Linked DNA regions of Homo sapiens: region 2 is linked to region 1. Evidence: chromatin loops called from intact Hi-C (ENCODE). Cell type or tissue: IMR-90. All regions are shown on one strand.

Region 1 (2,500 bases):
GTCCACAGTCTGCTGAACACTGACACAGTACCTGGAGATACACAGATGGATATGGTGGTACCCAAGAGTGCCCACACTCTAGTGTGGGAAAAACTACATTAAAAATTGTCCCATGATGTCATGTGAAGGAGGTAACAATGGAGGTTTGACCATAATTCTATGAAAAGACACAGGGAGAAGCTTGTAGTTATTCCTGCTGAGTGGCTGGGTGGGTGGGTAGAAGGTTTCTTAAACTATATGCCTTGCAAAATTAGTCAGATTAATCAACCAATTGTAATGTTGATGGAAGTGGGACGGGTAGGGTTGTGGGATTCTCACAGAAGAAACATCATGGATAAAGGTATGGAAATGTGAAGATGCAGGGTCTGTTCAGAGGAGAGTAAAACCGGGGTCTCCTAAAACCCTGGCACAACTGGAAAGACTTGGGATATTTCTTGGGTGAGAAGGTTTCTGGTATTGAATTTCCACTTTCTTTTTCATGAGTCAGACAGGCAGAGCATTTGGCTGGTAGGACAAGGGCTTTGTTAGTGGGGTTGGGGGGTCTGGGGTGCAGTAGAGTGCTTAGTTGGTCCAGGGGTTTGATGCCACGAAGCTTGCCCACATCCATCTGGGGAGCTGAATCATGGCTTACATTTCTGGTTGATCCACTGGAAGTAGAATATTGCTAAGGGACACTCAGAGGACTTTAAGCAGGGTCTCAGATCTCTGCGCTTTCTGGTGGAACCCAGTAATTCAGATAATGTGGCTTCTGAGAATTGTTCCCAAAATGGGAGAAAATAGCTTATGGTAAACACGAACAAATCAATGACTTCCATGCTGTGGTTATGGTTAAAAGATTTTTAATATTTTTTTGTTAGGAGGAACCATCATATGTAAAAAGGAGTTCATTGTATCTGCTCAAACCCATGTCACTGTCCTATAGTCTGAATTTTTGCTGTGAACACTAAAGAAAACATTTAGCAAATTGAAGTCAACCATGCAATGCAGCAAAAATTCTAATAATGCTTTGCATCTCTTCCCCAACTCAGAGGCACTGAGAGAAACAGAATGTGCCTCAAGATGGAGCCCTTGAACCACAAAGTTTAGAAGCAAATTCAGTGACTTTGTAAACTTGCCAGGCACAGGCAAAGTTGCAGCTGCTGGTCAAAGCTGGTGGCATTTCTCATGTAGAAATCAGAAGGTGTGGGAAAGCGGTATCCCCTATCCCCTAAAGCTTTCACGAGGGCCAGGCAAACCTGAGGGGCAGGCTGGTATGGCAGTTTTCAGACTTGGGCTCCAACAGCTCACAGGGTTATAAAGTTAAATCAACAGGATAAATAATTTTACTTGTATTAATAAATATACTTATTTCTCTAACAAAGTACATATTTCCCTCTTCTTAAGCCCATCTCAAATGGTAAAATCACTACTTGAAATTTTAATAATCCTCTGTGATCCCTAGTAGGTTCTTACTGGTATATAAGTACTTTCCTTAGACATGAGGGAATGACACACAAAGGAAGCATCAAGTAGGAGGCTACTGCAATACCCAAGTAAATGGGATGCTCCTCACAGCAGGGCAGTTTCCCTGCTGCCTAGAGAGGAAGGTGGCTCAATGCAGGAAGAAGAGCTAGGGCCTCAGCATCTGCCATGTCTAGGCTAGAGTCTGTCTCTGTCCTTTCCTAGCTATGTACTCTCAGGCTGGCTTCTCAACCTAATGATAACACTTCCAGATCTTAAGGATTGAAGATAATGCATTAAAGTGCCTGAGGCTTGTGCCTATGAATAAAGTGCCTACTACTGGTTACTGTTGGAGCAGCCATGTCTACATGTTCAAGCTGTGCACTGAACAAGACATCACATGTATGGAGGTGCCATTCACACTTTAGACATATGATGTATATCAATGCAGGTGAGCCCCAGAGCAACACCCTTTACATCGACCCACACTGGTCCATGCAGCCATGTGCTTATGGGGCAAGCATGTGGACAGGCATGAACTATTGCACATGTTTGCAAAGCTGTTACCTGCCCTGACTATACCTATTCTTTCGCCCCTCCCACCTGCAGACCCAAATAGAAATCTGATACAGTCACCCCTCCCACTTTGGCAGGGAAGGTTCAGTAAATAGGCTGTTATTACCAGGAGCCTGCATGACTCAAGCAAGCAGGTAAGCAGGGGTTCTTGGATAACAGCTCAGGCTGTGCAGCGTCTTTGCCTGGTTCCTCACAAGCCTTTCATGCTCTAGCCAATGGCTTAGGAATGATCCATGGAACTGCCTTTGGGGAGTTTTCAGCTGGATGGTAGCAATCTTCCCAGCATTAACCCCATCCCCACCCTTCCCACTCTTCTACAAGTGGACCATCGGCCACATAAAGGGCCATATGCCACACTTTTTCTGGCCCAGCTGTGTAAGCTTGTCCACCTTAGCTACTGCTAAGTGACATCAGGGTCTATCACATTATCGATAGCACAGACTTTTGTTTGCTGATATCCTATTAATTAATTACACTTAGTAGT
Region 2 (2,500 bases), 480 kb after region 1:
ACACAAAAATAGGGATTGTCAAAAGTCTCTTTAAAGTATTTCTCCATGTCTCCAAATTGGCCTCAACAAAGCAAGGAGTCCTTGGCTTCCACCTGCCTTCCAAAGGGATCCCTCACTTTGGGGAAAAGATTTGCCAAGGCCCTCACCTGACACACACCTGAGAAACAGCTGACTGCCCTGACAGTTGGCAGGGCTTAAGCGTGCAACTCCTCCCCAGCATTCTGTAGTGTAAAGGACAGGACCAGCTGTCACTGCTGTAAAATGGTGCACCTGGTCCTCCCTCTGCATCCCATACTCAACTCAAGTGCGTCCGAGGGTCTGGGGCCTGGGGCCACAAGGAAGCCACATTCTACAGAACGCAAGTACTTCCCCAGGCACTTCAGACTTGTCTGTCAGCTTTTTCTGAAGCTTTTCTGGGGGAAAAAAGAAAAAAAAATCTTTTTCTGAAGCTTTTCTCCTCTCCAGCCAGTCAGCTGCACACTGTCTTGCTTTCCGGAGGACATCAAAGAAGCAGAGAAAGGCAAAGCATTCCCTGACTCCCCTTAACTCCGGGCAAGATAGAGACATTTTTAGTGCTGTAGTGGAGACCACACACTCTACACCACATCCCAGCTCACAGACGGGCCCTAGCCAACTACAGGAAAAGTTAAAGAGAAGCTCCCACCCTGGGTTGCTTCTCACCCTTATCCAGGAATCCTAAGGGACGGGGAGGAGAAAAAGGCTCATTCTCACAGCTTGTACCTGCCAAAGACAGGCAATCACTAACACTGCAGCATCTTTGAGGACAAGGACCCCAGCCACTCTCAAAATCTGGCCTCTCCAGCTGTCTCATCATTTTGCTCTCAGGAAAAAACAAAGTTGAGAAAAAGTGAAAGTAACACTACGCATTTCAGATTCTCCCTATCAGATTCTACCCCAACCACGTGTTCTTTCAAGTCAAATCTTTGTCTTCGGGTTCTCTGGCAGCACTTCTTAGACTAAAGCCAGACCACAGAGCGTATTGCTGGTGTGGTTTTGCTTTAGCCAGAACTGCTGCTTCAACTCTGAGTGGAGCTGGAATCCATATAGAAGCTGATCTGTGAGAAAAACCCACAAAGTCCAATGGGAAAACCCATTAACTAACCTTAATGATCTCATAGGTCATCCATCCTTTCACGGCTCCGACAGCTCCTTTCTCGCCCCACCCCCTTTTCCCCTTATCTCTTCCCTCTAGACATTCTATGGAAGCACAGACAACTTTAGGAGAAAATGCCAACTTTATCAAGCTCTCCAGTGAACACTTGAGCACGTGCCTTAGTCTGTACCCCTAAGGGACAGTCTCAGAGACTGTAATACTAAGAGAGAGCCAGATGGGGTATATGAGGAGGAGGGTTTTGGATTTTGAAGGAGTGCAAACCTAAATTGCTTGTACTAGAATTTCAGTGGAGGAAATTCCACGTTTTGCAAGTATGAAAGTCTGATATTAAATATCACAAACAAAAATTCCATTTCTTAGCGTACATGTCTCAGATTTAATTTCTCTATGTTCTCTGTGGTTTGGTTGTTTTACCTCCCAAGAAAAGCTTTCGTGAGACCACTCTTTACAAAAAGACAAACTGCCTTCACAGATGAATGGGTAAACAAAATGTGGTATATGTACATAATGGAATACTATTCGGCCTTAAAAATAAGGAAATCTTGTCATCTGCTATAACATGGATGAACCTGTTGGACATAAAGTTACATGAAATAAGCCAGACACAGAAAGACAACTGCTGCATGATTCCCTTTATATGGGGTATCTAAAGTATTCAAACTCTTAACAGAAAGTACAATGGTGGTTGTCAGGGGCTGCAGGGGAGAGGAAAATGGGGAGTTGTTCAATATACTTTCGGTTTTGCAAGATGAAAAAGTTCCAGAGATCTGTTGCGCAACACTGTGAATATATTAACACTACTATACTGTACACTTAAAAATGCTTAAGGTGGGAAATTTTATGATATGTTTTTTGCCACAGTTTAAAAGGTACCACCTTCATGCTACATTTTGGATACTCTAAATCGCCAAGTCAGCATTTTGATATTTAAAAATAAAGCAAATATTTGGGTGACTTATATCTTAACTGAAAATGAAAACCCTAAAATTAAATTGCTTTGAAGATTCAAAAAGGATAATTAAGAAGCACTTGAAACCATTGCTTGAGCCAAACCTTGTCATTTTAAGCATGCATGACATTTTCATAGCAGGAAGGGTCCTGGCATTCTTCTCAAATGGTATGTGTGGTATGCTGAATCGGCTTCTAAATCAAACGAGGCTGCTGATATGTAGCCTTTTAGCAAAAGAAGGATATATCACAAGACAGCCTTAGAGACTGAACACTGTGGCTATTATAACAAAGCGGCAAAATGAATCATTCATGCGTAGAGGGAGTATACAAGCATTACTAGCTACGGCTACTTTTTGAATGGTTCCCGCACCGGTTCCCCCTCTACCAAACCTCTCTTTACTCTCTCATTACTGT

The links. Hi-C counts contacts between places; a loop is a spot of excess contacts. Peaks named below come from ENCODE experiments on the same cell type or tissue, not always from the same donor. Only the 100,000 strongest peaks of a DNase experiment are listed, where the experiment ranks them.
Region 2: it touches region 1 in a loop (5-fold over the local background); 5 of 110 quality-filtered maps call a loop at or near these places.

What each region holds. Positions count from the first base shown.
Region 1 is chrX:45,321,498-45,323,997 of GRCh38, forward strand. No RefSeq gene overlaps it. Among named protein-coding and RNA genes, the nearest start is that of DIPK2B, 120 kb to the left of the region's middle. In IMR-90, a CTCF peak has its summit at 1,060 (motif pointing right); a DNase peak (open chromatin) is centred at 1,084; H3K27ac peaks cover 706 bases.
Region 2 is chrX:45,805,888-45,808,387 of GRCh38, forward strand. No RefSeq gene overlaps it. Among named protein-coding and RNA genes, the nearest start is that of MIR222HG, 37 kb to the left of the region's middle. RefSeq lists a silencer at 947-1,036. In IMR-90, no CTCF peak of the experiment used is centred here; DNase peaks (open chromatin) are centred at 1,014 and 2,374; H3K4me3 peaks cover 978 bases; H3K27ac peaks cover 2,255 bases.